7 separate regions of the Homo sapiens genome follow, and all the other regions are linked to region 1. The links are chromatin contacts, found by Hi-C in ENCODE. All regions are on one chromosome and are shown on one strand. Each heading gives the region's core, a stretch centred on a gene start or an enhancer-like site at or near the end of the contact. The rest is flanking DNA. Distances are from core to core; before and after follow the strand shown.

Region 1 (3,053 bases), core at 314-2,813:
CAACTTGAGAGATCAAGTGTGCGGTTTGACCTTTTGACTTTGGGTTTTGTAAGTTGAGATGCTTCCAGAATCTTGCATTCATTCCCCCCCGATTCTTCCCCTGGGGTGGGCTGTCTATATGTGCAGTGGCCTGTCAGCACTTGGGAGGGGAGCAGGCACAGTGTGTTTACTAGAGTTGTATGCATGCATACACTTGAGGCGTTCTTCCCTTATCAGTCAAATGTCCCTAGAAAGTCATATACCAGTTAAACTCTGCCATTTTGCTTCTTAATGTGCATGATTGAGCCAACTCCTCCAAATCCTGACATCTTGTCAGGAAGCTATTGATCACCAGTTTCAGGTGTTTCTGTTTATTCGGAGACTGCCTTTCCCTGGCACTGACTGTGAACAATTATTATTTTAGAGAGACAGTTAACAACTGCCTGATCATCACCTGATGGTCACCTGACATTCCTGGTGTGTGTGTCAGGGAGTTGGGGAAGCCCTTTCCTGCTCTCTTCATGTCTGATTAGCTACCTACCGTAACAAGGGGTGGGGATGTAGGGATCATTAATGAATGTCAAGAGTCATACAGATAGTTTCCAAATCTCCAAATGTGTACCTACTTCATCTGTGACTCAAAACTATTATAATAAGCCCTTTTATGGCTTAAAATCAATAAACACAAGAATTTCATTTCAAAAAGGGTACACGCAACTCCTCCCAATATTTAAAGCTCCTCCCAAAGATAGTGAGGGAAGAGAGAGACCTTCTCATATTGTTTTACATTGTTTCATACTCAGTACCTATTTTAAGAAGAAACAAGGAAGTGAAACCAAAGGCAGGCAGCCCGGCACCAGGCACCAGACCCAAAACCAGACCCGAAACCAGGCCTGGGCCTGCCTAGTAGCTAAAAATCAACTCATGCCTTAGCAACCGATGTTATCCATAGATTCCAGACATTGTATGGAAGAACATTGTGAAACTCTCTGCTCTGTTCTGTTTCACTCTGACTACTGGTGCATGAAGCCCCTGTCATGTACCCCCTAGATTGCTCAAATCAGTCACGACCCTTTCATGTGAAATCTTTAGTGTTGTAAGCCCTTAAAAGGGACAGAAATTGTGCACTTGGGGAGCTCGGATTTTAAGATGGTAGCTTGCCGATGCTCCCAGCTGAATAAAGCCCTTCCTTCTACAACTTGGTGTCTGAGGGGTTTTGTCTGCGGCTTGTCCTGCTACAATAGCTCAAGAAAGCAAAGTTGGGCTGGGCACAGTGGCTCATGCCTGTAATCCCAGCATTTTGGGAGGCCGAGGTGGGTGAATCACGAGGTCAGGAGATCGAGACCATCCTGGCCAACATGGTGAAACCCCGTCTCTACTAAAATACAAAAAATTAGCCAGGCACTGTGGCACGCACCTGTAGTCCCAGCTGCTGCTACTCCAGAGCCTGAGGCAGGGGAATCGCTTGAACCTGGGAGGCAGAGGTTGCAGTGAGCCAAGATCACACCACTATACTCCAGCCTGGCGACAGAGTAGGATTCCACCTAAAAAAAAAAAAGAAGAAGAAGAAGAAGAAAGCAAAGACATTAATTGTTAGGCAATGAAGGCTGAGATAACAAAGGCAATTTTTTTTTGAGAACCTACACATTTGGAAAAACAGACATTTCAGATTCCCAGCCTAGTATATGTCTGGCAAATATGCCCTCCTGGGTAGTGAAGACCAGAAAATAAATTTGGGGATTACAAAGCCAAGTTTCTCAAGACACAAAAACAAGATGAAAGGAGAAGCTTATTATGGTTTTTCTCCTTATACCAAACCACACAAAGGACAGAGACAAGAAAAACAAGGACCATTTTTGGATGTTTAAAGATTAATTATCAATAGGTATAAAACAAGTCCACAAGGGACACAAATTTAAAGAACTAACTTTTAAAAATATTTTCTCTCCTTTAAATTTAGAAAGAAGGAAACACGAAAATGGAGTTTCACCACTCACCTGACTAGTCCTAAGGCAGAAACCCAAGGAGGATTACTGGTAAGAAATTTCTTAACTTTTTCTTTCTTTTTGCTGGCGTCTGTCAGTTTCCGTGGTTTCTGGCTGCAGCCTCGGGTGTGGGCAGAGTGATTTGCTATAATCCTGCCAAAGATACCAAAACTGTAGAGAAGTTCAAATTTTCCCCCGAATGTTGAAGTCTGAGTCTGCTGAAATGAATTGACAATAGACAGATTAACAGGAGAAAAGGGATACAGATTTATCAATGTGCACATGGACACGAGAGGTCTATGAATATGAGATTGAAAGAAGAGCCAAATGACAAAGTTTTTATATTTTATAGAAAGAAATTGAGGCTTGGAGCATGGTGACAGGTTATGGGTGAGAGATGGGGAAAAAAGACTTGGTGACAAAGGCTGTCTTTTTATGCAGTTGAAGCCTCGCAGGTAGCAGCCCTCAGAGTAGACAGTAGTCTTTGGTAAAAGTTTCACTGTCAGGACTTTGTAAGTGTTAACGTTTTCATCTCCTTTTCTTGTGAGTTAATTTTTCCAAGATCCAGATAAGAATACCTTAATAAAAAGCCTCTGCATTTGCTATTTACTTTACTAATGAAAGTTTTCTCTACAGATGCAAATCTCCCCCACAAAGGATAGCTTCCAGAGCCATACTTGTGTCTGCAGTCCTTCTGAATAGCCATTTCAAAATATGCCAGAGAATTATATTTCGAGATGGCATATTTTAATTTTATTCTCTCTATATGATTATTAATCACTTTTTATGTTTAAAAAATGAAAAGCAACATAACAAGATTGTAAGTAAATACATTTTAAAATCTTTTGGAATACAAAAACTTATAACTCAACTTTAAAAAAATTAATTTAAATTCATAAAATTTAATCATAACTTAAAGTTATGATTTAAACTTAAAGTTAAGTTTTAAAACTTAAAAATATCTGGCCAGGTGCGGTGGCTTACGCCTGTAATCCCAGCACTTTGGAAGGCCGAGGCAGGCGGATCACCTGAGGTCAGGAGTTTGAGACCAGCTTGTCCAACATGGCGAAACCCTGTCTCTACTAAAAG
Region 2 (3,073 bases), core at 6-2,505, 1.3 Mb after region 1:
ATAATAATGGAGGAAGATTTCTTCCAAAATCAAATTTTTCTATTTTTCTTCTACATTATTATACTTTTGAAACATTTCTTTATATTTCTAGTTAATTATCCTACTGCAAGAGAAATTCTTGCTATTGAAAGCCATGATAAGAAGTGTAAATCATCTATTACATATATTTGAAGTGGTATCTTCAAATAGTTTTAATTTAAGGGGATATCTCATTTCATATGTAATTAGTCAGCACATGTATAAACCCAAGGATCCCAACTGTCAGATGTATTTTATTTGCTTCCCTTTTCACTAGAATTCTTACTCTGGGGAATTCCAATGCCTTAGGTGTTATAAATGAGAACAAAGAAGAAGGAGTGATGCAGAGTTATCACACTTTCTACCTCCTCCCCTGCCCCTGCCCCAGTAATGCATTGCTGCCAACATCAAAACATCTTGGAAGGCTGTCCAGGGTATCGTTACCTTACAAATCCCCATGAACCATGATGAGAAAAGCCTACTATTAATAAATAAATAAAGCCACGTAATAGGTGTCCAAAATTGCCTAATAAGATTGCCCATTGTTTATATGACAGACATTTAGATCCTTGTACTCTGTACTTAATTTCCTACCAGAAGCAATATTTCCTATCAAAGACTTTTCCTTTGTTGTATGTAATAATTTCCCCTGACTCAGCACTATAAGGATCTGAATGTTTTTCTTCTGTTACAGGAAGCGTTGGTAACCCGGATACAGAATCAATCTTATAAAGCATCATATAACAAGAAAGATCAGTCAGACTTAGTCATGAAAGACAGGAGCCAGATTAAAAACTAGGTATTTTTTGTTGTTGTCTTAAAAGACCAATTTCTGTATCTAAAAGTTTGTTTCCAATAAATAAGTAAATAATTTACAGTCTAATATTAAGTTGTAAAGTTTAAAAACAGTAAAAATCTGTTTATATAATTTCAGAAACAGAGCCATTATCAAGTAAGAAAGTAAGACACATGCCATGTAATGGAAAGCTTATCTAAAGAGTAGCCTAATGTGAAGTACAATGTCTACTTCTCCTTCAATTAAAGCACAATGAACCAAAAACCACCAAATTTATGTCAAACTCTGTTCTCAAAAGTTGGTCAATTCATTCATTCAGATATTAACTGATTGCACATTGTCCATATAGCATGTAGTCTAGTGTAAATATAAAACATGGGAAGCACCAAAATTATAATTCAGTGACACCAAACTTCTAAGTGACTAGAACTTAGCTGAGGAGACACGGCTGACATGAAATATCCAAAATGCAAAACCTTGTCATTTAAATACGAAATTGCATGGTAACCAGAGTAACTTCCTTTCTTGTTTTATTTTTTCTGATATATACTTCCCCCAAACCAGACCATACACATAACCATGTTCATGGTTGAAAAATCAGAAGAGCAGAAGAGAAAAAGTGTAAAAATGAAAACACAATCCTTCAATTCCTCCACTCCTGAGATATCCAGCACCAAAGAACCACAATACAATATGCTTTCACATATTGTATTCTAAGCTAGGCGTATACTCCCATTCCTTTAAAATATCTTCCATGACATCTTTTCCTGCCTGTATCTCCTACCTGAGCATTAGCTTGGGGAATAGCTCAAATACATTTCCCCATTGAAAGGATGGGGATCTCCAGGTGGGCTCAGACCGCCAGGCGGGCTCAAATGCCATCCTCCGTGATTCCTGAAAATTGTGAGCTTCCCTCAAGTAGAAATGAGAACCTGAAGCATCAAGATAGAACTGTCTCTACACCACCAACTACAATGTTCTGACAAAAAGTAAAAGCTAAAAAATGCTCAAGTTCTAGCACTTGATTATTCAGAAAATGCTTCAAGAATGAGAACTTCAATTATACTTTGAAAGACAGTTAAAATTTGTTGGGGGAGAAAATAAATCATCAGAAAATATTCACAATACTAACTGTGACAACCTATTTGATAGGATGGTCAAAAAAGACCCATCTAAGGAGGTGATATTTATGCTTAGATCTTTATCCCTCCCCTGAAAATATGTAGAATCAAAAGAAAAACTTTTCAGGAAGGCAAAGCAATTTGAGGAGGCAACAAGTAGAACATACCTCAGAACTGAAATTAGACAAGTGAGGCTGAAGTTTAAATGTTATTCAAGAGTAAGCAAGAAAGTCACACATTATGTTTTTTAAATTATTTCCAATTAAGGGAACCAAATAAAAATACACAGAGGGATACTGAACAGTTAAGAAAAGAAGGTTGCAGCCAAAATGCTAGTCAAAGTAGTTTCAGGTTGATACAACAGGAAATTTTAAAAAAAAATTTAATTATATTAAATAGAGCTGGCATAATATAATTATTAAAGCAATGGATGAAAATTCTTTAAAGAAGGTATAAGGTAATGCCCGAATACTACTCACCTATTTGATGAAAACAGATGTGTACCATAAAAAGATTCCCATATACAATATACGACCCATATACAACTAAGAAACTACCCCAACAGCACCTCTGTTATAGCAATTTTGAAATTTTAATGTCCACTAAGAAGAAAATATAACATGAATCAGGATAAATAACAAACATCAGGTTCCAATTATGTGCTTCTCAGTAAAACTTTTAAATATGCTAATCTTCAGCAGTTAATGGACAACAAATAACGTGGAAAGTGGTTTTACTTGTAACTCTGATACTTCAGTTATATACAAAAACAGATTCTAGATGCTGATTCTAATTATGGATCAGCAGGCAAAAGAATGATGCATGTGGCTGTAAGACCCTTTTCATCCTTTTTAAAATGTCACATGAAAATACAATCCACAGCTGATTAAAATAAATACCTCTCAACCATACCAGATTGACAGGTCCAGCTTAAGTTTCTCTGGCTTTATCACTATTAAATTTCTTTTTCCATCTCCAGAAAGAAAACAAAACTGAACAAAACAAAAACGAACCATCAAAGCTCTTGTCCATATAAAGGTCTAACAATGCCTGCCAAGTTTTATGGTGCTCACTAAATAGGATGTAGCTCAAGATGAGTGCATTATCTATCCTTCATTCCTTCAATCTGTATTGAGTA
Region 3 (2,902 bases), core at 291-2,790, 1.8 Mb after region 1:
AAAAATTATTCTTTAACAATTTTACTTCCTCTATCTGAGGTAGTTTCTCTTCTCACTATTTCATCAATTTTATCATTTAACACTGGGCTCAATGTATATCCTCTTAATGAATTTCTTTCTGATCACAATTCCGAGTTATTATGGTAATTAACACTAGCAAAAGTTATCTATCACAACATTTTTATAGTATTCTTTAAACCCTTTATTGTGAGATAAATGTAATAAAACTGTGATTGTTTCATCCTTGTACTTGAATATCTAGCTGGGTGCTTGGTACATGACAAGGATTCTATAAATCACTATGGCCTACTGGCACCCATCTTGAGCAAGCTAGCACTATGAACCACAGAGAGTAAGCCTAGGAATCTCTCTGTCCCCAACTCTGCTCCCATGCTTGCTTCTCTACCCTGCACCTGAGATTCACTGCTATTCAAGGTCACCATCTATTGGGGGAAATCAGCAATTGGCAACTGCCAGGCACCAAGTAGTGGAATCTCGGTCAGGAAATCATCAACTCCATGAGTCACCACGCCTCTAGCCACCTGCCTAAGTTGAAATGACTGGGCTTTCTGGGAAAAGAAGGCATACAAGGATCTGGGTATGACTGGGACAGAGACTAAATCTGACCAAGGTAGCTGCCACTCCACCCCCAAACAGGCCCCTCCACCTCAGGATAGTTTCTCCTGGTTTGAAGAATATCTCCAGCTGACTGCAGCAGTTCAAGCTGGCCCACCGCCATTCACAGTCTATCCCAGGCAAACGGGATAGGGCAAGGCAAGAGTGTTCTCTCTTTATAAGTAACTAGGTATATAATGTCTTCTACTTTTCCTTTGGGTCTGCAAAGCTAAATACTTTTACCAAAAAAAAAAAAAAGTTTACTGATCCTTGCTACAGATTATTAAATTTTAATTTATGACTTGTCTTCCTCAAAGGATTATAAACTCCTTGAGGCAGCAAAAAGTATAATTGTCCCACCATGCTCAGTAATTATTAGATGATTAATTGTTTGCTTTCACCAATCTATATTCTTTAGCATCAAAATCTTCTATTTTTCCTCCATTTAATCCCACTATAAGTTGACAACTTTGAAAGCTACTTATATTTCAGAATAAGAGATAATGATGCAGGATTATTACTTATCTGACATGTTTAAAGAAAACATCAAAAAATTAAAATAGAAGTGTCATATCTATTAGCTAGCAATGACAAAAAGAAAAATACAAAAGAGGCCACAGGTCGTATAAAAAATTTTTAAAAGAAAACAGAATTCTAAATTAGGATTTATTTCACTCCAGGATATTAAATATTTCAAGAGTTTTGAAAGAAACTATCTTCTCCCTTCTGAGGTCTCAATCTATTTGTCTCAGCATGTTAGACATTGAGCCCTTGCCTGTCTCACCTGTTCTTCGCCTCCCACAAGGCCTGTGACTCAAGTGTACCACATGTGAAGTGTAGTCATGAGGCAACTGCTCTAAAAGACATTATTTCATTGACAGATGCAGTGTGCCCTAAGGATTATAGAAACTACTGCTCATGTTTTACTAATTCTTCTGGTCACTAAGTAGACCTCCACCTGTATATCAAGAAAATGACTTATGCCATCATCTGATTTGTGCTAGTCAATCCATTCTGCATTCCTGGACTGTAAGATCATTTGTGCTCAAGGTAAATACTAGCTGTTCTCAGGATGTGTTTACTTCGGGAATTTTGGAACTGGTTGAGGAAAGGTCTCAGGTGAAAGGTATTGATAAAAGAAAAGCTTTATTACATTTATCTTTTAAAGAATTTATTAAAGCATTCAGTGACTCATGAATCAAGGCAGCTTCAGACCACAAGTGGTTAGCACTCTGCCAGGAGGGGCAAAAGGGGAAACTTTTCTGAAGGGTTTGCAGAAGCACGACAAACAAAACAACTTTGGTTAGAATGGAAAGTTCCTAGTTAGAAGTTAGTTAGTAATTTCTTTTCTTTCTTTCTTTCCTTTTCTTTGGGGGTTGGGGTTCTTATTTCAGGTGCTGTATTTGAAAATATATTATAACACAAATACATTGTATAACTTCATGTAAAATGGATCTGGTTTTCCAATATGACAGGGTACAAGTCTCAAATCTAATTCTCCACCTCGCTTTCAGTCAATGATAGCCTCTGTTTTCAGAGAAAAGAACACCCTCATTCGCTTGCTCCCTCAGCTTCCTGGCCAACAATTCACTATCTTGCCTGCATTATTTTCCATCCCTTCGAGATTTATTTCTGTCCATGGAAAGTGGTGTTTAGTCCTTTATCTAAAGTTACTCTCTTCCTAAATTGGTTTCCTTACCTTCTGCTCCCCATTTTTTTCCAGCATCTCCATTCTCTCCTTCTTTGCTTGCTTATTCCCACAGTTAGTGATTTCTGATTGGTAGAGTTACCCTAGTTTCCATTTACTGTTTACATTGGGCTTTGATTTGTTCACCAAAGAATTTGAAGTGCCAGAGCCACCCCAGTCTAAAGGTCTCTAAATTCGATTAAAAAAAAAACAGTATGTTTAAATGAAAAAGACTAGAAAACAACATATCTGAGAGGATGATGTATGATGACTTTTCACAATGAAACTCGTCTGTCAGATGGGGTTTGTGGATATCTATTACATGTTATCTCCTAAATATCTGCAGGGAGGACCCTGTGCATAGTCACATGGAAAGGCACATTCTTTAAAAATGTTGATTGTAAATATTCAGATACATCCAATGTGCTGGGAGGAAATAATTATTACTGTTTAAGGTATTACCATTTTCATACAATTTTAAGGACTTTCAGAGTGCTTCAGCTGTTTGGAGCTTGATTCGAGGGAAATTGAGCGTGTGTGTGTGTGTGTGTGTGTGTGTGTGTGTGCGTGTGTATGTGTACGTCTTAAAACTTTCTGTTC
Region 4 (3,011 bases), core at 460-2,959, 1.3 Mb after region 1:
TATACACTGCTGAGAAAAGGGAACACTTATACACTGCTGGTAGGAGTGTAAATTAGTTCAGCCACTGTGAAAGCAATCTTGATTACTCAAAGTACTTAAAACAGAATTACCATTCCACCCAGCAATTCCATTATTGTGTATATACCCAAAGGAATATAAATCATTCTACGATAAAGACACGTGAACGTATATGTTTACTGCAGCATTATTCACAATAGCAAAGACATGGAATCAACCTAAATGCCATCAATGGTAGACTGGATAAAGACAGTGTGGTACATATACACCATGGAATACTACACGTCATAAAAAAGAATGAGGTCATGTTCTTTGCAGCAACATGGATGGAGCTGGAGGCCATTATCTGAAGCAAACTAATGTAGGAGCAAAAAACCAAATACCATATATCCTCTTGTTTAGCTCTCACTTGATGTTTAGTTCTCTCCAAGAACACATGGACACAAAGAGGGGAACAACAGACACCAGGGGCTACTTGAGGGTGAAGGGCAGGAGGAGAGAGAGGATCAAAAAACTACCCATGGGGAACTATGCTTATTACCTGGGTGATGAAATAATCTGTACACCAAACCCCCATGACATGTAGTTTACCTGTATAACAAACCTACATATTTACTCCTGAACCTAAAATAAAGGTTAAAAGACAGAGAAAGAGAAAGAAAAATCTAACCACCAAGTTTACATAATAAATTCTGGACTTCAATAAATATTCAGTTGTCCAATAAAATGCTTTTGAATTTCTGATGGCATGTACAACAATGTAGGTAACATTAGACTTGATTTAAGTTTGTAATTTAATTCAAATTTGTAATGTGATTCAGACATCAGGGCAATTTGCTTTTCATGGGTGTGAATTTCTCTTCCATGAGCATCCCCTTATTCTGCCCATCAAAGTAGAAAGGAGAATAATGAGAAGTGGAAGCTCTATCCTTTTGATTAACCTGCTCAAGCTCAAGAGCAAGGCAGTTTCCCCTGGTTTTACCCATTACAACGGTAGAAGCACTGCAAGGGCCAGTCACTGAGCTGTGCTCAGGAGCCATATGAAGGGCAGATGCAGAGCAACTTACCTTGGCCATTCCAAATTTTAAATTGACATACATTATCAGAAGTAGGAACACATTTAGTTTTTGTAAGAGACAAGCTAACGTACAAAATATTCTCAGCAAATGGCAAAACATATCTACTTTTCAACAATTCTTCTTTAAAATTATATTGAACGAAGAGATATAAAGTCCTAGTTAATTCCTTTTCTAAAATGGAGTTTTAAAAAACAGGTATCTCACAAGACTGTTTCACTTCTGCCCATTTGAATGTATTACTTATTCAAATGTTGAAATAAATTAAAATTTTAAAATAAAATAAATATTATCAGTAGATTAATTAAAGGTTTCTGTTTTTTGTTTTCTCTTTGAAATAAGACAGAAACACATGAGGTCCAGCAATAACTTATTTCCTTCAAAGTTTCATTAAATAATGATTAAATCTAGCCCTATCTAGAGATTAGAAATGTTGGCACGTTACATTATAACCACTCAGAGAAATATAAGGCATTATCTTCCCTTACAAATCATTAACAAAAACATCTGATCATACAGACCACAACAGAAATAGAAATGCTATCAGTGATCACACTGTTTGGTGGTAAGACAGGATGAATGGAGATTTAAGTCTGTTTTTCCTCCCCATCTTTAGTCAGAACCAGATGTTAAATATTGAGACTGGGGGTAGGGGAAGTAAACTTCCTCTTTTAAAACCCAAGAGCTACTCTTTTTTTTCCCCTTTGCTGCTTATTTTGAGTGACATGCATTTATGCAAACACAAGATTTTCTGCAAGATTTTCAATGAAAAGCTGCAGCCTAGATGTCAAAATCTCCTAACTGCCTGCCTTATATGTGTGTGAGACAGAGGGGGTCAGGCATTATGCTGTTGTTCTGGATGGCAGGAGCATCACAGAGAAAGACAAAAGGTGACTAATTAAGTTGGACTCCAGAACAGTAAAGGGTCTTGTTTCTTTTAAAAGAAATATCAATACTGATTAAAAGTTAAGATGAGATCTCAAGGATGACAATTAGTTGCTAATCCTTCAAGATCTAACAAAGTATCTAGATGGAAAAATGAAATGTTTAACAATGACCAGAATAATAAAAATAGAAATGGGAAAATAATGAATAGCAGTGAGAGAAAGAAACACATGGTAAATAATGACAAAGAACAAAAAAAAAAAAAAAAAGAAATCCCTGCAGTTAAGAAAATGAAGAAAAAAGTAAAAACATTAAGAGGGTATTATCAAAATAAAAAAGCAAATTAGCAAAACAAAGGGCAGGAAAAAACAAACAAGGATATTTTGGGTAGACGTTATGTAAGAGAACATTAGAGCATGGAAAAGCTACTTTTCAGCTATCTTTACATTTTTATTAACTACATAAATAGGCACAATTAGTACCATTTGTTAAATAGATGAGGCAACAGTTGCATCATGAAGTGTGTTTCAGTGCCTTTCATATAAAGTTATTCTATGCACAACTGGAAAACACCCGCATAACAAGCATTAAAAAGGCATTTCACCATTTTGATTTGCAACATAACGTTTGTGCTGTTATCTCTGGATGATAAGATTACATACAAGTGATTTTTTTATTTATACTCATATATTTCCAAAATTTCTATAATATTCACCCTATAACCCAGAAAACAATAAAATGTTTTTTTAAACATTCTCCTAGAGAATGACCCATGTTATAAACACAGGCATTTACAATTCCTGCTATAGAAATAGTGACATGGAGTTAATCTAACCTAAGAAAATTTCAGTTGGGTTATTTATTTGCCTGATTTGCTTCTAGAAAATGTGGACAAGTTATAGGATACATGAACGTTTCTAATTCTCAGCTCCTAAGGTCTCTTATGTCATAACTAAGGTAATGGCTGGATCTTAGTCATGTCCTTTCATATTTCCAGTATTAAAATAAATAAAATAAACATTGTTTTTTAGA
Region 5 (2,827 bases), core at 27-2,526, 1.2 Mb after region 1:
TGAGCTGGGGGCTTCGCTTGAGACCAGGAGTTTGAGGCTGCAGTGAGCTACGACAGCATGACTGCCCTCAGCCTAGGTGTAAGGGTAAGACCCCGTGCCAAAAAAAAAAAAAAAAAAAAGAAAAGAAAAGAAAAAAAGAAAGCAAGATCTGAAGATCTGATGGTCCCTCTGTCTTTAACACATGAAGAATGGAAAGCAGTACTTTGAGACGTACATAGTCTCATACATTTAAAAAAATTATTATAGAAAATCTCAGATACACATAAAATTTGAGGGAAAACTATAAATTTCTATGTACCTATCACCCGACTTCAACAATTATCAATTCATCCCCAGTCCAGTTTCATCTATATGTTCTCTTGTTCCTTTCACTCTTAGATCGTTTTGAAGTACCTCCTACACATCATATAAATTCACTGGTAAATATTTTAGTATCATAACTAAAAACCAAGAACCTTTTAAAGACCTAATCGTAACTAAAAATTATTCCACCCAATCGAAATCATGAAAGTTACATTATTTTTTAGTACAGTGCATAGAATGTGCAAGCCACACTATTAGGCTACGTAAGTTTCTCTTTGAACCTCCAGGGTCAACTTACATATTGCTCTGGTTAAGGATGACTTCCAGTTTATGTGATATATTTCCTCACAAGAGATAACTGAAAATATTGAGTTTTGAAGGGGGAGGAGGTGAAAGGCAATAACTGTGTCTTTATAGCACAAGAAAAAACAAAGAACTGTTCATCTAAAACTGAATTTAGATTTTTCTCTATGCTACTTGAACATTTAATGTTATACAAATTACTGATGTTGTTAAGAGTGCCTGTTATAAGAGTAGATATCACAAAATACATCTTCTCTTCAGCTTTGTTGTTGAGAGTTTACATTACTCAACAGATCAACAAACAGCTGCAATGACCATTAATTTTGATTTGCAAAAACACAGATCACAATGAATGTGTCTCTAATGGTACTTACTCTAATATGACTTCATCCATCACACTTTATAAATGGACTACTGTCACATGCAAATTAGACGTCTAACCATAAAGTCTCAAATGTTACTTTGGTTACTCTGCCCTAGTTTCTGTCAGGTGGTTGATTAAATACACATGAAGAATGTCTTCAATACAATAATTAAAATAATGTTTCTGTCAATGTATACTTAATGCAAGATCAAATAATATGCATTAATGGAGAATAAAGACCAATAAATAACTCATTTTCTAGTTTCCACCATTCTGTGAATGTTAAGAGGAAGTACTGAGGACTCCGTCTATTCTAAATGACTCAGTAGGTTTCACTTCCTCGAATAAGAAATACTTCTAAACCAAAGGATACAGAAGTTATCAGTGAATACTATACACAGCTGAAACTAAATTCTGTCATTTCTCATAATACAGTAAAATAATTCAGACTCACATTTCAACCATTAATACTGTAAGTCAGTGACATTACTTAAAATATAACTTTAGGTAAACTCAGATAATTAACATTGACAAACAAATAGAAAAAAATTTTAAACCTTCATAATACTACATTCTCCACAAATACTCTATGTAAAAACCCAAATGAATATTGTTAGTACCATCTCATCATCATCATGTATCAATCACCTTCCATACTTTGTTTAAATATTGCTAAGACAGACATACTATATCTTAAATACCTTCTTTTAAATGTTTTTCAAGATAGCATTATATATAGTATAAATTATTTGCTCTCAGCATGATTATTAGAGGCATACTTTGACTTAAGGTCAATCACTTTATGCCTTCCCACATATGTAATATACATCAAGGGCTGTAGGGTATATACATAGGGCCTCCTAAGTCTCATTTTGGAGTGCATTTTATATTTTTACTGTATGTGTATGCATATGTATGTATTTTTTCCTTTATCAATAACTTCTAATTTATATTACCTTGCTATATTTCATGTAGCTATGAGGTTGCCACAAATCTTTTTTTAAACATAGCAATTATAACTGGAAAAATTATATGTATATAAATGCACTGAGAATAGGTTGGATCCATACCAAGAATTTTCAAAGCACAGTATCTCCCACAGAAACTCAATAACTTCTGGCTGAAAGAACGAATGAAAGAATAAGGAAGGATAGTTAATAGTAATCTTAGACAAAATGCCCCAGAGCAGGAGAGATCTTTGGTTCTGGTTTATTATGATGGACAAGGAAAAAAGACATTGGTGAATCTAGACTCTTTTAGTTTTGATTTGGGATGCCCATAAAAGCCTGCATAGTAAATCAGAAAAGGAGCACAGACATTCTGAATTAGGATACTTGGACTGGACTTCTACCTTCCCCAATTACAGCTGTGTGACACTGGGCAATTCATTGCATCTTATTTACAGGGCATAATGAGATAATGCACATTTAGAGACACCATAAAGATAAAATGAGATAAATTAGTTTAAAGCTTTATAAAGTGCTATAAAAATTCCAGTTGGCATAATTAGTATAAAAATAGTCTCAAGAATAAATATAATAAGAAAACTAAGGAAACATATCTTAACTTTTGAAAAAACTCGTATCTCTATACGAATTCCATTTTGTAATGTAATGAATACAATTTTAAACCTGCAGAATTATCAATGTGCATAGATTAATCATAACTGGAAATATGAGATATCTCCTAAGCACTTTATTAGAAACAATAATAACTAAAATTCCAGGCACTGTTGTAAGCACTCTCTAAATATTAATTCATTTAATCCTATAAGGTAGGTACAATTATTGTTCCCCAACAAGAAAAAGGGGTTTACTAGTTTGATGAAGGTCACATAGCAAAAAATACTAAGTAGGA
Region 6 (2,700 bases), core at 164-2,663, 1.7 Mb after region 1:
ATACATCAATACAAAAAAAATTCCAATATTCTCTCTCTAAGGTTGCATAACTCCCTGTGGCTTCCATAGGCTATTTGGAAACAAATGTGAATATACATGGTTTCTTTCTGTCTATTCTTTGGCTAGTTAGAGGTTTCAGCAGTTCTTACCTGCTTATACAAAAGGCAGACAGATACAATTACAAGGGCGGTTTGAAATAAGTCCAGAATCTTCCTACCCACTGACCATGCAGAATCCAAACCCTTAATATGCATAATGAAGGCATTACTTCACTTTACTTTGTAATTTCTCCTAAAACGCACACAAACCATTACCTCATTCAAAATGGCTTGGATTGAAATAGCTGATTTAAACTGATGTTTAAATCTTAGAACGAAGCCAGGCTGCTGTCTGTGTAAGAGGCTGCACTGCCTTATTACTGTTTTATTTTGATTATATCAGCAAGTGAGAATCAATAGGTCAGACAGGACCTGTGAATTGATGTTTATTCATATGCATGCCTTCCAGCTGAATGTGATTAGAAATGATAGTGTCATTATGTAAGTGCTAATAGTACCTAAAATGTTTGAATGCTCACTACGTACTGAGCACTAGTGTACATGCTCTACATGGATTACTTCAAAACAACCCTATGGGCAGGGACGGTTATTGACCCCATTTTACAGGTGAGGTTAATATCACTTTGCCCAAGGGTCGGCACCTAGCAATTGGCAGTGCCATGCAGGCATTTTTACTTCAGAGTTAGCTCTAAACATCTAAATAGTCTTGGCATGAAATTCTATTATTATTGGAGGTCAAAGGGCATGACTACATTGTAAGCAGTACAATGGAATTGTTTTGGAACCTGAAGTCTCAGCTTCAATTTCTAGTGCACCATTTATCAATCGGTGTCCTTGGGCTAATTACCTCATTTGCTAGTGGAAGATAATAGCATTACCTACCTCACAGGTTGGTATGAGGTGGATAAATTAATTCATATGAAACATTTTAGCATAATGACTAAAAAATAATAAGTACTCAGTTATTATTATGTGAGTTACCTAACTGGCTCCATGAGTTGATTCAGGCTCTAAAAATAGGCAACAGATGCATTAGGCAGCTTTGATTGCTTTCTGTAACTTGACATAGCAGCTTTACGTTACTCAATGATTTAGTACAATTTAACATTTGTAGAGCTCCTTTCTCACAAAGATAATTGATCTCACCAATCATCAGCCAACTTGTGAACTGGCTCAGAATGAGAAAACCCATAAATTTCAGATGCAGAAACAGGCAAGCAGTGAAAATTCTTGCCTCAGGACACACTTGAATTCAAGGAGATTTGAGGATTAGCACCAAGGCATGTTATCTAACCAGAGAAAACACATCTCTTCTGAAAGTTCCTGATAGCCTGAGGACTCAAGGAATCAGACACCCAATGACTCCAGAGAGAAGGAAATGACACCTGAGAAAGAAAATGACACCTGAGAAAGAAAATCTGGCTAGTCTTAGATCTTGACACAGACTCTTGTTTGATGCTGGATATGTTCCAACTACATTAAAGTTCTCTACACTAGACTTGCTCAATTGTCTTGGCAGACTCTGCCATAGATGAGACATCAAGTAATCCATGCTGAGTAGAGAGAAGAAAAACAGTAACTGTAACAGACTAGGTTTCATTAACCCAAGGGTTCTAAGAAAAAAAAAAAACGTTGTAGAAAGCTTCCTTTTTGTGGCAATCTAACAAATTTTAGAAGAGAACTTTTTTATTAACTTATTTTTTGCCAACTGCATTATAATATGTAAGCTGACAGCTATATTTTTATAAAAATAAATTCGTATGTGCATTTTTATGGTACATGGGCTTCAATGGCAAGATGCTTCATTAGGCTGCTAATCTTATCCATCTCACTGGGTCTAGCCTCCCTCCCATCTCCCACCTCCCCTAGATCTATACGCACCTCCTTCTTTACTCCCCCAACTAAAAACACTTGTTAATATCACTTCACTGGGAACTGAAACAATGAGTTCAGTTTCATGAGTTAGCTGAGATAAATGTGGTGGGAAAATTTTTCTTTCTAAGTAATTTAAAGATATAGATACATTCACATATATATTCTTTGATTTATTTTGAAAGAAGTTAGAAAATAGGAGATCATCAAATATATAAACTTAATAGTTCAGTTTTCACTTAAAAAGTTAAAAAAAAAAAAGAAAAAGCCATTTTGTAGTAATCAAGACATTTTTGAGGATAGGACTTGGGCAGAGAGAGTACAGTGGTATTCTATAATCTGTGGTTTCTCTTTCTGTAGTTTCAGTTACCCATGGTTAGTTGCGGGTTTAAAAGTAGGTGAGTATATTACAAAAAGATATTTTCAGAAAGAGTGAGAGAAACCACATTCACATCACCCTTACTGCAGTATATTAATTGTTCCATTTTATGATTAGCTATTGTTATTCATCTCTGTGTCTAATTTATAAAAGAAACTTTATCATAGGTATATATGGGTAGGAAAACACATAGTATATGTAGGGTTTAGTACTAACCATGGGTTTAGGCTCTCAGAACCTATCCTCCATATAGGGGGATTACTGCATGCTACATGCTTGGATGGGATTTCCAATCTCATTTTCTAGTTTAACTCTAACCTTTCTGTCGCATTAGGGTGGAATGTTCTTCTCTAAAACACATGAAGTAAATGAATGCTTGGTAAAGATGTT
Region 7 (2,870 bases), core at 262-2,761, 1.3 Mb after region 1:
ATAATACCCAAAATTCGACCTTTTCGGGGATTTCCTCCTCGACCACCAGGGTTTCTGCCATTCATTGAGTTTGCCATCTGGAATTTTAGTTCTTTAAAAGGCAGATTTAAAAAAAGAAAAGTTAGTTGGTTTTGAAAATATTTACCCACCAGAAAACTAGAGACTAACTTGTACCACTGCATCTTCCTCCATCGATTAGAGCAAAACCAAAAGTTCCGGATTCATCTTTATCAATAAGCTTGTGAATTTACACTCTCAATCTTTACACACAGTAGTTTTAAGAGCAGTGATCCTAGATTTGCTTTTACAATACTAAGAGTTAAAGATGCATCCTGCTCACGTTTCAAGTAGCTAAGGCTGAACTAATACTCAACTCATAAAAAAAAAAAAAAGAACAAACAAAACTTAAACAGGTTTCCCCCACCTAGATAAAAACAGAATGTTCTTCCCCTCCTGCCTTAATTCCAATTCAAAATACCAGAACAACTGAAGGTCCTATCATACATTTTGGGAGCCTTACGCAGAAACTTCACTTTCACTCTGTTAGATTTCTCCAAGTTACATAAACATAAAGATTATCCTACACAAACGTAAGGGACAGCTCTGTTGTCAACAAAAGCGCAGGGCATGTCCCACACTAAAACCACCAAGTACGGACACACGAACACCTTTCTTTAAATCAACGCGGTGAGTCGTTATTCCCAAGAACCAAATGAAATTAACACACAAATAGCCCATTTGAAAAGAGAAAAGAGAAAAATGACAAGAGCGGCCACGGAAAGGAGGAGTTCACTTCTCTGGCTCCTCGCCTCTGCCCTCAACCCAAAGCTTTGTTTCAGGACGCCTGTGTCCCTTCCCTGCTCAGGCCCCTTCCCGGCCCCTCGGGTCTGAGCTGCAGGAGGAAGGTGGACTGGGAGGGGACAAAGTGTCCCTCCCGTGCCCGCAGCACCGTCCGTCTAGGGCGCGGGAGGGACACTGTGGGCTCGGCGCCTGGGTGGACGCGCCTCCCGGCCGCCTGCTGCAGTCCTCACCGCCGTCTGCCTGGACGCCCTCTCCCTCCTCCCCGGCCTGCGGGTTCTGGTCTTTAAATGCCCCACTTCAAACTGGACGGCGGCGGCAAAGGCAGCTGAGAGCCAGGGCTGTCCCCTCTTCCTCCTTGGCCCGCGCCTGGCTACCCCGGGCCCCCGGGCCGGCAAGAAGTGTGGAGCCTCCCCGGCGACCCCTTCCCTTCTTGCCTTTCGGCGCCGTAGCTGTCCAGAGACACGCGTGTGCGCGGGTCCCACTCCACACGCACGCAGCCCAGTGTGTGTGGGGAGCCCCGGCTGGGAGTGGGATCGCTGAGAACAGCTCGCTCCCGAAGAAGGAGCAACCCAGCGCGCAGGCCTCCGAGACGTGGAAACGCAACAATTACCGTCAAGACAAATCCACACCCGCTCTCCCCTCCCGCCCGACTCGGGGAGGCCGCGGGACGCCGCAGCAGCACTAGCAGGAGGAGGAGACCGCTCGCTGGACACCCCACCCCTGTGGCACACACAGGACCCAGGCTCGGGGCGGGGCGGGGCGGGGGCGGGGCCGGGCGCCGCTGAGCCAATGCCGCGCAACCGCGCACTGCCCGACAGCGGGTGCAGCCAATGGACGGGAGGCGCCCGTCCTCCTCGCGCTGCCGCCCCGTCCACGTCCTCCACAGTACACAATGGCCCCAGAGGAAGGCCCGCTCGCAGCACGTCAGAAAGGAATTGGACTCGGAGAGAAATGAGGGGCCTGGACTCTCCCGGGAACGAAAGTGGAAACGGGAAAGGAAATGGACGAAGGGATGCAAGGCACGAAGGAGCTAACCAATAAGGGGTGGCAGGTGGGCGTGAGCGTCGGGACCGGGAGCCAAAGCCATCTGGGGCTGAAAGGCGGGACTTCCTGCTTCGCTTACCTTCCTAGTCTTTTGTTTCATAGCAACAGAGTAGTGGCTGGAAGGGTGTTGCTTCTCCGCTCTGGGCGGGTCCAACGCTGGAGAAATTCATCTCCCTAGGGCTGCCAAACCCTTCTACCCAGGACAGCAGCCAAACAGGTCTATGACGTTGCTTCTTGTTGGCTATCAAAAAGAGCAACAGCCACTGAGCTTCTAAAATGCAGAATAAATCTCACAGAGAGTAGGCTGGGGTGACATCTGAATGCCAACTGAAACTTCCCAAGTTTCCGAGTTTCTCTTTTGCTGTTAGTTTTAGAGGGATTGCAGACCAAACATCAGGCTGATGAAAAAGCAAATAGTTGACAACGCTGGCCAAACAGTCTCTGCTAATCATGCCAAAGCAATAAAAGTACCAGATAATGGGAATTGCTGATAAATACCTTGCACCTTTTTACTTAGTGCAAGTTTCTGCCTAAATGACTGAGGAGGAGACAGCTACTGTGTTTTGTCGGAGTCACCTTTACATAGATTTCTATCCATTTAAAAACAACCTTACTGTAGCTGCCATTCTCTACCAGCATTGTTACCTCTTTCTGTGGCTCCCTTCTTTGTGCTCTTAAAAAGGCCGACATCTGGCTAGTCTTTAAAGGAGAAAGCTACTGTGCTGGGACTTGTCTTTCAGCAATATCATAGGTTAAACAAATGCCTTCCATTTATTTCAGTTTACTTCAATCCCACCACTCATGCTACCAACAATTGCTCTGGACTTCATACTTTGGAACTTTCTTTCCACTACAGTTGATAGCGTTTATTACACTTTTCAGCTTGGACATCTCAGATGTTCTGATATTTTACATTGGGTTTTTTGTTTTTGATTTTGTTTTTTCAAATCTTGCTCTAACCACGTAACCTGATAAAATGTTTCTCAATGGTTCTAACCACTTTCTAGCAACTAAGAATTTTAATA

Evidence for each region. Hi-C counts contacts between places; a loop is a spot of excess contacts on that map. Pooled maps may share reads with other maps.
Region 2: a map with no recorded cell type shows a loop between it and region 1 (4-fold over the local background). The contact joins two enhancer-like sites. A Hi-C loop is called at or near these places in 6 of 37 single-sample maps with no recorded cell type and 4 of 50 pooled maps.
Region 3: a loop to region 1 is called in a pooled map, with 4 times the contacts of the local background. The contact joins two enhancer-like sites. A Hi-C loop is called at or near these places in 2 of 37 single-sample maps with no recorded cell type and 3 of 50 pooled maps.
Region 4: a loop to region 1 is called in a map with no recorded cell type, with 25 times the contacts of the local background. The contact joins two enhancer-like sites. A Hi-C loop is called at or near these places in 4 of 37 single-sample maps with no recorded cell type and 5 of 50 pooled maps.
Region 5: a map with no recorded cell type shows a loop between it and region 1 (9-fold over the local background). The contact joins two enhancer-like sites. A Hi-C loop is called at or near these places in 6 of 37 single-sample maps with no recorded cell type and 5 of 50 pooled maps.
Region 6: a map with no recorded cell type shows a loop between it and region 1 (10-fold over the local background). The contact joins two enhancer-like sites. A Hi-C loop is called at or near these places in 17 of 37 single-sample maps with no recorded cell type and 6 of 50 pooled maps.
Region 7: a loop to region 1 is called in a map with no recorded cell type, with 13 times the contacts of the local background. The contact joins the promoter of CBLB here to the enhancer-like site in region 1. A Hi-C loop is called at or near these places in 10 of 37 single-sample maps with no recorded cell type and 5 of 50 pooled maps.

The regions. Positions count from the first base shown.
Region 1 is chr3:104,521,273-104,524,325 of GRCh38, forward strand. It overlaps LOC105374021 (a long non-coding RNA gene), which reads right to left. Exons shown (of 6, transcript XR_007096271.1): 4 at 1,977-2,117; 5 at 1,397-1,523. Among named protein-coding and RNA genes, the nearest start is that of ALCAM, 840 kb to the right of the region's middle. RefSeq lists enhancers at 513-792, 1,289-2,488. Within about 2 kb of position 1,564, at least 5 of the 41 ENCODE cell types and tissues checked have a DNase peak (open chromatin) inside an H3K27ac peak, as active enhancers do.
Region 2 is chr3:105,829,721-105,832,793 of GRCh38, forward strand. The region is part of intron 3 of CBLB (Cbl proto-oncogene B); the gene reads right to left. Among named protein-coding and RNA genes, the nearest start is that of CBLB, 38 kb to the right of the region's middle. Within about 2 kb of position 1,256, at least 7 of the 41 ENCODE cell types and tissues checked have a DNase peak (open chromatin) inside an H3K27ac peak, as active enhancers do.
Region 3 is chr3:106,332,556-106,335,457 of GRCh38, forward strand. No RefSeq gene overlaps it. Among named protein-coding and RNA genes, the nearest start is that of CBLB, 460 kb to the left of the region's middle. Within about 2 kb of position 1,541, at least 3 of the 41 ENCODE cell types and tissues checked have a DNase peak (open chromatin) inside an H3K27ac peak, as active enhancers do.
Region 4 is chr3:105,796,947-105,799,957 of GRCh38, forward strand. The region is part of intron 3 of CBLB (Cbl proto-oncogene B); the gene reads right to left. Among named protein-coding and RNA genes, the nearest start is that of CBLB, 71 kb to the right of the region's middle. Within about 2 kb of position 1,710, at least 2 of the 41 ENCODE cell types and tissues checked have a DNase peak (open chromatin) inside an H3K27ac peak, as active enhancers do.
Region 5 is chr3:105,722,100-105,724,926 of GRCh38, forward strand. All of the region lies in intron 9 of CBLB (Cbl proto-oncogene B), which reads right to left. Among named protein-coding and RNA genes, the nearest start is that of CBLB, 150 kb to the right of the region's middle. Within about 2 kb of position 1,277, at least 3 of the 41 ENCODE cell types and tissues checked have a DNase peak (open chromatin) inside an H3K27ac peak, as active enhancers do.
Region 6 is chr3:106,182,743-106,185,442 of GRCh38, forward strand. The region is part of intron 2 of LOC105374027 (a long non-coding RNA gene); the gene reads left to right. Among named protein-coding and RNA genes, the nearest start is that of CBLB, 320 kb to the left of the region's middle. RefSeq lists an enhancer at 1,664-1,713. Within about 2 kb of position 1,414, at least 3 of the 41 ENCODE cell types and tissues checked have a DNase peak (open chromatin) inside an H3K27ac peak, as active enhancers do.
Region 7 is chr3:105,867,501-105,870,370 of GRCh38, forward strand. It overlaps CBLB (Cbl proto-oncogene B), which reads right to left and starts at 1,512. Exons shown (of 19, transcript NM_170662.5): 1 at 1,236-1,512; 2 at 1-91. The coding sequence starts at 77. RefSeq lists a silencer at 1,481-1,710.